2 separate regions of the Homo sapiens genome follow, and region 1 is linked to region 2. The links are chromatin loops, found by intact Hi-C in ENCODE. Cell type or tissue: A673. All regions are shown on one strand. Each heading gives the region's core, and the rest is flanking DNA. Links, peaks and the distances in the headings are about the cores only. Region 1 overlaps MYO18B (myosin XVIIIB). Region 2 has its middle 30 kb from the start of LINC02559.

Evidence for each region. Hi-C counts contacts between places; a loop is a spot of excess contacts. Peaks named below come from ENCODE experiments on the same cell type or tissue, not always from the same donor. Only the 100,000 strongest peaks of a DNase experiment are listed, where the experiment ranks them.
Region 1: it touches region 2 in a loop (2.0-fold over the local background); 1 of 110 quality-filtered maps calls a loop at or near these places.

The regions. Positions count from the first base shown.
Region 1 is chr22:26,014,013-26,019,393 of GRCh38, reverse strand. The region is part of intron 42 of MYO18B (myosin XVIIIB); the gene reads right to left. Among named protein-coding and RNA genes, the nearest start is that of MYO18B-AS1, 120 kb to the right of the region's middle. In A673, for the core only: no CTCF peak of the experiment used is centred there; a DNase peak (open chromatin) is centred at 2,363; H3K27ac peaks cover 3,312 bases.
Region 2 is chr22:26,118,977-26,124,357 of GRCh38, reverse strand. No RefSeq gene overlaps it. Among named protein-coding and RNA genes, the nearest start is that of LINC02559, 30 kb to the left of the region's middle. In A673, for the core only: no CTCF peak of the experiment used is centred there; a DNase peak (open chromatin) is centred at 2,327; H3K27me3 peaks cover 1,375 bases.

The sequences.
Region 1 (5,381 bases), core at 63-5,062, 100 kb after region 2:
AACTGAGGCTCAGAAAGAATCAGTAATTTGTCATGTAATAAGTGGGAGAACATGGATTTAAACCAAGGAGTCCTACCCCAGGCCCATGGCTCCCAACTGCTCTGCTCTACTGCCCTTTATCGTCCCATTTTATAAATGAGGAAGCTGAGGCTAAGACAGGCAAATGGGCTTGCTGAGAAGGAGCAGAGCTGAGACTCCCATGCTGGTCTGTCTACCTATAATGTTTTCAGCACATAGCAGCAGAAGATGGGCTGCCCTCCCCTCCTGGGGAGAGCAGTGTAGGTGTTGAGTCTGGAAAAAAACCATGGAGAAGGGTCAGCAATGCAAGAAATTCCAGAGAAACTGTGAAGCACAGACTATAAATGCAGCAAGAGATTGGCAAGGGAGACAGCAGTCAATACTGGTGCCTGGGTGCACAGCGTTCCTTTCTTTTTTTTGAGATGGAGTTTCATTCTTGTCACCCAGGCTGGAGTGCAATGGCACAATCTCGGCTCACTGCAACCTCTACCTCCCAGGTTCAAGCAATTCTCCTGCCTCAGCCTCCCAAGCAGCTGGGATTACAGGTGCTCGCCACCACCACATCCAGCTAATTTTTGTATTTTTAGTAGAGATGGGGTTTCACCATGTTGGCCAGGCTGGTCTCCAACTCCTGACCCCAAGTAATCCACCCACCTCAGCCTCCCAAAGTGCTAGGATTATGGGCGTGAGCAACCACGCCTGGCCATGCACAGCCTTTCTTGACGAGGTGGGTTGAGTCAGGCTTTGGAAGAAGGGTAGGATTTCAATGGCGGCGATGGCTCAAGAAAGACACTCCAAGCAAAAGCAGAAGATTCCTCCTATTGATTCTTAGCTTATTCAATCTGCAAAACCCTTGACCAGCAAGGGCTGATACCTAAATTGCACAGGCAAGAAAACTGAGGCTTAGGAAGCTCCCCCACCCCTAGCTGAGAGGGAAGTTCAAAGCAAGGAGGGTGCTGGGGTTTGGGGGAAGGATAGCCAAGGGAGCAGGGAAGTGAGGAGGAGGTGACATTAGCAGCAATCTGTCCCCATGCTGTCCCCATGCCTGGCCACTCCTGACATGGGGAATAGAGTCAGGAAACAGACACAGTGAATATCCTACATTCCTTACAATATGGCAGTTTTTATGAGACAAGGTCGCTCTCAAGGCTTGCTTGCTGTTCTCTCTGATGCTTAAGGTCGGGGCCGAGTCTTTGACAATTTTACAAACCAATCCATCGAGCTGCCCTGAGTGGACACCTGCCTGCATGCCTTATGTGACTCAGCAGAATTTGCCTTGACTTCACCTACACATTCTTACTGGCTACCAGGGACTAAGGTCAGTGATTTTTGCATAGAGTTGCCCATTCAAGTCACCCCTGGAACTCTACACCCCCTGCCCCCGCAAAAAAAAAAAAAAAAAAAAAAACAAAACAGTAAAATTGGAGCTGGGTGGTGATAAGGGGATCGTTCTCATTTAAAAGAGATGGAGGAGTAATGCAAGATGTTAATAATAAGAAAAACAGAACAGGGAAAAAGGATATATGGGAGCTCTCTATGCTTTCTGCTCTTTTTGTGAAAACCTAAAACAGCTTAAAACTAAAAAGTCTATTATTTTTCTTAAAAGAGACTAAAGAAGCATAATCAAATATAATGAGTATCATTCTTTAATAGAATCATTCTTTGAATCTTAGCATCATGCAATATATCTTTGTAGCACACCTGCACATGTACCCACTGCTTTTAAAAATTAAATTTGAAAAATAAATACATAAGGGGATAATATAAAAATACAGTGATACAGGACAGTTTTAGGATAATTGGGTAACATAAAAGTTGAGATCTTAGATAATGTTATGGATTTGTTAATTTTCCTAAGTGCGATACTGATACGTTAGAAAATGTCCTTCTTAGAAGAAAGATGCGAAACTATTTAAGGAGAGCTGTTGTGATGTTGTCAACTTGTTTTCATAAGGGGAAGGAAAGGAAAAGAGAAGGGAGAGGAGGAAGGAGGAGGGGAGGGAGGAAGGAAGGGAGGAAGGAAGGAAGGAAGGAAGAAGGAAAATGTGTTTAAACATAGATGTAGAGGAGGAGCTAAAGACAGAAATAAAGTCAATGTGGAAAATTCTAACAACTATCAAAGTAGAAGCTACGAGTTGATAGTGTCCTCTTTTGTTAACAAATTTAAAAAAAGAAGGAAGAAAGAAAAAGGAAGGAAGGAAGGAGCAAGGGAAGGAAAGAAGGAGGGAGGGAGGGAGTGGAAGGGAGGAAAGAAGGAAGGAAGGGAGTGAGTGAGTGAGGGAGGGAGGGAGAGGCACAGAGAGGAAGGAAGGAAGGAAGGAAGGAAGGAAGGAAGGAAGGAAGGAAGGAAATTAGCCTAATAAAAAAGAGTTAGGAGGGAGTCAGAGAGGAAGGAACTGACACTCTGCAGGTGATTCTCATAAACCATTATTCTATATTTAAAGAAAAAACACACAAACAAACATTTTCACTCACCCTTTAATGTTCAGCCCAACTGTAGCTTCCCCCAGGAAGCCTTTCCGCCCTCTGGCCTGGGCTGGGGCCTCTCCTGGCTCCCACAGCCTCCTGTGTCCCCCTCTGTACTGTGGTTGTCTATTTACTTATTTGTATCTCCCAGCAAGACTGGGAGATACTGGAGTTTCTGGAGTAGACCATGTCTTTCTTCTATGAATCCCCAGCATCAGGACTGCCTCAAAGAAAGCTTGTAGAATGGAAAGAATGAAGGAATGGAGGAACAGAAAGATGGGGGATTGTGGAACTGCAGAAAGAATGTGCAAAGGGCTGCCTCACCTGGGCTGAATAATTCAGAACCCAGTATCCCCACTCACTGGTCAGTCACATCCACTTCTCCTGGCTGAAAAACAAGATTCAAAACCCACTTCCAGTACACAATCTAAAGTGAGTTCTCCATATTTCTAACACCAAGCCAAGAGCCTTGTTTCATTTCTACAGGATGTGATCAATTTCTAGGATATCAAATTGAGAGGGAGGTGTGGGCCTCATCTGGTTTGAACCCCTCATTCTACACCTAGGAAAACAGAGAAGGGAATAGAACTTCCCAAGTCACACTCTGATGAGATGGTGCAAGTACTGGCTCTACAACTCGAGTCTTTTACCTTCTGCTACAATTTTCACAATGTTTTGAAGAACACAATTCTAGATTTGTAGAGTAATTAAAATCTACTTGGCTTGTAGATTCAATTTGGATTCAACATATTTAAGTGAATTTAATGCATCCCTTCACTTTCCATGCAGAGACATTGTCTCACCAGAGTATGGTGAAATGGCAATAGTGACAGAAAATCTCAGACTCATTCATAAAAGCACCCAGTTCCCCATGAAGATGCAGCTTTAACTGAATGGAAATTATGCATCCATTAATATTTCCTTGCGTCCATCCTGAATCATTTATTGAGTGTCATGAAGACAGATGCTGTCAATATAGAGATGAATAGTGATTGTCTTCAAGTAACTTACATTCTAGAGGGGGTGGTAGATGCACTAAGTTAGGACTGGAAGAAAATATAAGTGAAAGTTCGTGTTTCCCTAGGTGTAGAAAGTAAGAAAAAAAACTTTTAAGTTCAGGGGTACATGTGCAGGTTTGTTATATAGGTAAACTCATGTCACAGGGGTTTGTTGTACAGTTTATTTCATCACCCAGGAATTATGTCTAGTACTCACTAGTTATTTTTTCTGATCCTCTCCCTCCTCCCACCCTCCACCTTCTGATAGGCCCCAGTGTGTGTTGTTCCCCTCTATGTGTCCATGTGCTTTCATAATTTAGCTCCCACTTATAAGTGAGATGATGTGGTATTTGGTTTTCTGTTCCTGTATTAGTTTGCTACGGATAATGGCCTCCAGCTCCATTCATGTCCCTGCAAAGGACATGATCTCATTCTTTTTTATGGCTGCATAGTATTCCATAGCATATATGTACCACATTTTCTTTATCCAGTCTACCATTGATGGGCATTTAAGTTGATTCCATGTCTTTGCTATTGTGAATGGTGTTGTGATGAACCATATATATGCATGTGTCTTTACGGTAAAACAATTTATATTCCTTTGGGTATATACCCAGTAATGGGATTGCTGGGTCAAATGGTTTTTCTGCTTTTGGTCTCTAAGGAATCACCATGCTGTTTTCTACAATAGTCAAGATGGATTAAATACTTAAATGTAAAAGCCAAAACTATAAAAACTCTGGAAGACAACCTAGGCAATACCATTCTGGACACAGGAATGGGCAAAGATTTCATGATGAAGATGCCAAAAGCAATTGCAACCAAAGCAAAAATTGACAAATGGGATCAAATTAAACTAAAGAGCTGCTGTACAGCAAAAGAGACTTATCAACAGGGTGAAGAGACAACCTACAGAATGGGAGAAAATATTTGCAAACTATGCATGTGACAAAGGTCTAATATCCAGCATCCATAAGGAACTTAAACAAATGTACAAGAAAAAAAAAACCCATTAAAAAGTGAGCAAAGGACATGCACAGACACTTTTAAAAAGAAGGCATACATGTGACCAACAAGCATATGTAAAGAAGCTCAACATCACTGATCATTAGAAATGCAAAGCAAAACCACAATGAGATACCAACTCACACCAGTTAGAATGGCTATTATTTAAAAGTCAAAAAAAGACAGGTGCTGGTGAGGTTGCAGAGAAAAACGAATGCTTATACACTGTTGGTGGAAGTGTACATTGGAAAAAAAAATGTTTATTTATGTAAGAGAATAAAAGCCTAGCTCAGCACTCAGCTTCCAGATGTAATAGCTTGCACCAGAGCTACTTGGAAAGCCAGAAAAGTAGAATTCAAATTTAAGGACAGTGGGAAGCCATCAAAGCAGCCAGGACTCAAAAGGCCAAATCCTGCAAAGAGGGAAATACACTGAAGGTGAATACAGTATGATGTGGCACTTTCCCTGAGAGTCATTTGCTGACCTGAAAGAATAATTAATATGGAGAACTTATACTTCCAATGCTATATTGGTTCAAGGATGGACACATAGAAAAGTGAAATAGAATAGACAGACGTATATACATAAGATCACTTGATTTATGACAAATTTATACTGTTGTGTAATGTGGACAGTATCATTTCTCTAAAATATATGTGCTAGACCAACTCAATATCTATATGGAAAAGAGTGAGCCCTACCTCACACCACAATGAGCCCTACCTCACATCACAAATAAGTATCAATTCATGATGCATTGTGTATCTAGATATAAAAGGTAAATCAATACAATGTCTACAAAAAATAAGAAAATACTGCATGATTTCAAAGTAGGCAAATAATTTTTCAACAGTATATAAAGAGCACCAACCATAAAGGAAAACATTATAAACT
Region 2 (5,381 bases), core at 103-5,102:
GAACATCTTTGTGCCTAAATATTTGCAGGCCTTTTAGATTATTTCCTTAGGACAAATTCTTCAAGGGGAATTCCTCCTAGGTGAGAAGATACACATATTTTTGAGGCAGGATTCATGCATCCGGGGTCCTGTGGTATAATATGATCTATTTACACATTAAATATCAACATGATTTCTAAGTATTCTGTTGCCAAAATGCCTCTCTCTCCAGAAAGGCTTACTAATTTCCACACTTTCCAGTTAGTGTACAAGTGTGATATTTCCTCATACCAAGCCAACATTTGTGTCTTGGTCCATTTTGTGTTGCCATAATAGTATACCTAAGACTGGGCAATTTATAAAGAAAAGAGGTTTATTTGGCTCATGATTCTGTAGACCAAGAAGTTCAACAGCATGGTCCTGGCTTCTAGTGAGGGCTTCCATGCTGCATCACAACATGGCAAAGAAGGTAAAAAGGGAAGCAGATGTGCGAAAAGGGAAAAACAGAGGAACATCCCAGCTGACAAGGTTTGGGTGTTTGTCCTCTCCAAATCTCATGTTGAAATGTAATCCCCAGTGTTGGAGGTGGGGCCTGATGGGAGGTGTTTGGATCACAGGGGCAGATTCCTCATGAATGGCTTATTGCCATCCCCTTGGTGATGAGTGAGTGAGTTCTTTCTCTGAGTTCATGAGAGATCTGGTTGTTCAAAAGTGTGTGGCACCTCCCTGCTCCTGTCTCACTATGTGACTTGCTGACCCCCCTTTGACTTCTGCCATGACTGTAGGCTTCCTGAGGCCTCACCAGAAGCAGATGCTGGCACCATACTTCATGTACAGCCTGCATAACTGTGAGCCAATTAAACTTCTTTCTTTATAAATTACCCAGCCTCAGATACTTCTTTATAGTAATCCAAGAATGGACTAACACACTGGCTGTATAACAATCCACTCTCTTCCACTCTCTTGGGAACTAATCTATTCCCAAGAGAACTAATCTAGTCTCACTGGAGCAAGAATTCACTCACTACTGCAAGAATGGCACCAAGTAACTCATGAGGGATCTTCCCCATGACCCAAGCAGCTCCCACTAGGCCCCATCTCCCAACACCTCCACACTGGGGATCCAATTTCAACATGAGTTTTGGTGAGGACAAACAAACCATATCTTAACCATGGCAACTGCCTACAAAAAAAATTTTTTTTAAGCTTTGTCTAATGTGCATTTTTAAAATATAGAAAGTGAAACTACGTTCCTTCGTTCATACTGGTTTCCACCACAAGCTTGCTGCGTAACTTTGGGCAAGTCACTTCCCCGCTCTGGACTTCAGAATTTTTATCTATCAAATAAGGGGGTAAACTTTAACAGTATTCTTTTGGTTGCAAGTGACAGATGCAAAACTCAGCTGGCTTTTGGCAAGAATGAATAATTTATTGATTTATGCAACTGTAAAATTCAGTGAGTAGAAATTCAGGCATAGTTGCATCCAGTACTCAAATAATATCAAGAATTGGTTTCTTCTGTCTTTCAGAGGTTTTGATTTTGTTTGCTTCTTGGGCAGTCTCTCTCTCTCTCTCTTTTTTTTTCTTTCTTTCTTTTTTTTTTTTTTGAGACAGAGTCTCGCTCTGTTGCCCAGGCTGGAGTGCAGTGGCCAATCTCGGCTCACTGCAACCTCTGCCTCCCAGGTTCAAGCGATTCTCCTGCCTCAGCCTCCCGAGTAGCTGGGACTACAGGTGCGTGCCACCACTCCCATCTAATTTTTTGTATTTTAGTAGAGGCAGGGTTTCACTGTGTTAGCCAGGATGGTGTTGATCTCCTGACCTCATGATCCGCCCGCCTCAGCCTCCCATAGTGCTGGCAGACTCTTTTAGTCAGCTCTGGCACCTCTAAGACGACGTTCTCCAGCTTAGCAGCACCTCTTGTGATAGAATCCCTAGATCCATTTCAAGTGCACCGGCGTGAGGCGGGTGCCCATTATAAACCAATCATTGTGGAGAAGGAGGGAGGTCTATGCTGATTGACCACATCTGTATCTTGTAATCTCCCGGCAGTTAGGGAGAGATGGCTCCAGACAAACCCTGAGGATCTTCTAACCCTGACATCCCAGTAGTCCAGGACACTCTGGTTTCCCCAGCATATTTCCTACAGAGGTTTTGCGTATGTAGTTCCTCCATGGCCAAAGTCTCCCACCCATTAAATCTCATGGACACCTCATTTCAGTTATCTTTGCTTTCCGGGGGGTACTGGAATGGATGGGGAGGATAATTATCATATAAATTTATAGACCTCTGTTTGACAAACAGGGGACTTCCCTTGCAAAGGCACAAAGCCAGTTTCATAAATATTAATCAGAAGGAAACGGCAATCAACTCAAGTGGGAGAGGAAATGGCAAATTGCTTTTTCCTGTCTAGGACAGAAGAGCAACATTCATTTGTTGTATGACCAGAGGGTCTCTGGCAGGCTGCCTGTTTCTGCCAGCTTTCAATAATAATAATTAACAATAATATTAGTAGCTACTACTGATGATGTACCTACTGTGTACTACACATAAATGTGATACTTCACATGCATTCATTTTAACTCCTATTTTATAGATGAGGAAACCAAGGCTCTGGAAGATAATGTCACTTGCCCAGGAAGACACAGATAATATGAAGTTGAATCAGGATTCAAGCCCTGTCTACCTGCCCTCAATATCTGGGCCATATCTGCTTATCAGGCTGCCCAGGGTTTCTCCATGAGGGAGGTACTTAATTGTCTCTTGTCATTTGAGTTTTGGGGGTACAATAAATCACATTCCTATTTTATGTCTTTTGGGCAACAGGGAAGGTAGCCAGGGGGTCCTGGCTGCTTTTGTAAAAAGTTGTCGACATGCAGACCTCACAGGCTGAGGGCTTCGGAAAGATCTGCTCCAACCCTGGCTTTGGGCAGGAGCTAGGAGCTGGGTGCCAGGTTTATACACTTGTGCTCATCTCGTGTCAATGATAACTTTGCCACTTAACTAGTCTTGGGCCCATTTTACAGAAAAGGACATTGAGGCCAGAGGGATGATTGAGATTAGATCGCAAATTTCACTCATTTATTCAATGCATATTTAAGTAAATACTTCACTAAATCTTAGCCAATTTCCTCTTAACAAACTTGCCATGTTTACAGACTCTCAGTCTTGCTAAAAATCATGAGGACTGATGCCCACTGATGGCTAGCAGACACCACTCTCATTTCCCCGGGCACTTGGCACCTCTTAGCCAAGGTGCACACTTACTCTAAGTCGTTTGTGTTTGTTTCCAAACCTGTTTATGCTGGTTGTACATGTTGTTATAATTACACCATTTAATTAAGTAAACCTATTAAAGAACTGCTATCAAATTAGGTGTGGGAGGTGACTGTTTAGGATCAGAGTTAGTGCATATCACATAGATATCACTTGGCAAGAAAAACTATATGAAACACCAATAGCAAAAAACATTCTCGGCCAAAAAAGCCTCACCTTTTGTCTTAAGATCAGCGAATGAATGTACACATCTTTAAGTTTAATAAAATGTGTTAAGGAATTTATCATTTTCATTCTCAGTTTTAACCATTTTCCTTTTGATTTACTGACCAATTACTTATCTTATGTGTATTCGGTAAAAAGGGCTCCTCTGTATATACAAGATAACCAGGTGCAGAAGGACTTGGGGTAGGCAGGGAGATAGAGGAATTTGACACATTGAAAATGAACTCACACTTTTTTCTCCTGTTGCAAACATTCTCCTTCCTCATGAAGAACAAATGGCACCAGCGTCTGCCATCATGACCAAGCCCAAACCAGATGTCATCATGCATTCCTTCTTTCCCCCTTGCCCATAGCCAAAGTCCTGTTGAGCTGCTTCTTTGACATCTCCCACCCCATCCCACCTTCTCTCCCTTTTCTCCGTCCCTCCTTTAATCATTCCCTTCCTCCCTTCTACCCTTTTCTCCTCCCTCCCTCTCTTCATCCCTTCATCCTCTCTTCCCTTCTATCCTCCCTTCCTCTTCTCCTACCTGCAAGTATTTATTCAGCCTCTTTTATGTGCCAGCCACTCAGCTGACTCTGGGGAAACATTAGTGAGCCCAGTTAACAAGATCCGTGCCCTCAAGGAACTTACAGTCTAGTAGAGAGGACAAAATTAAGTCAGTAAACCAGAAAAGACAATAATTACAGATAGACATTGAGAGAACTTTAGAGGGAGCCTATCTGGAAGAAATCAAGGAGGGCCTCCATGAGGAGGTGATGTTTAGGCTGAAACCCAAATGACAAGAAGGAGCAGCTGGGAGAAAAGCCAGGAGAAGATATTTTGTGGAGTGAGAACATCGCAGAAGAAGGCTGGAAATCAAGTTAGAAAGGAAATGAAAACAGCCCAGGATGACTGGGGTCTGGAAAATGGGGCAGCATGGGACAGTCTGGGAGGTCAACAGGGCCTGGAAGTCAAGATGAGCATTTGTATTTTATTACAAAGGCAATAGGAAGTTTTGAAAGGTTTGGAGCAGGGAGCCAATACTCTGTTTTTTAAAAAATTGAACTTTTTATTTTGAGATAGTTGTAGACTCACATGCAATTCTAAGAAACACAGAGATCCAATGTACCGTTTACCTAATCGTCCCCAGTGGTAACATCTGGCGAAACTAGTCCAATTTCACAATGTAGATATTGACCTTCACACAGTCAAGACACAGAGCACCCCCATCACCATGAGGATTCATTCTGTTGCCCTTTTACAGGCACAGCCACTTTCTTCTCACCCCACCCCTTCCTTAAGCCCTGACAACCACTCATCCTGTCTTCATTTCTGTAATTTTGTCATTTCACAAATGTTATATAGATGAAATCATATAGTCTGTGACTTTTGAAATTGTCTTTCCTTCACTGAGCTTAATTTCCTGTAGATTCATCCAAGTTGTTGCAGATATGAAAATTTCATTTCTTTCTATTGGTGTGTAGTGTTTCATGGTATGGATGTACCACAGTGTGTTCACCAAGTACAATCAGCATAAACAGATTCGGAAACAAACACAGCCAATTTGGAGTAAGTGTACATTCTCTCATGAAAGGATCCCTGGACTGTTTCCAGTTTTGGGCTATTACAGATAAAGCTACTATGAACGTTCGTGTATAGATTTTTGTGTGAACATGAATTTCTGTTTCTCTAGGACAAATGCCTAAGAGTGTAATTGCTGGGTCTTGTGGTATTTGCATATATAGTTTTATAAGGAATCGCAAAACTGTTTTTCTGCATGGCTATTCCATTTTACATTCCCACCAGCAGTGTATGAGTGATTTAATTTCTCCATATCTTTGCCAGCATTTGGTGTTTTCATTATTGTTTATTTCAGTCATTCTGATAGGTACATCGTGATATTGCATTGTGATGTCTCATTTGC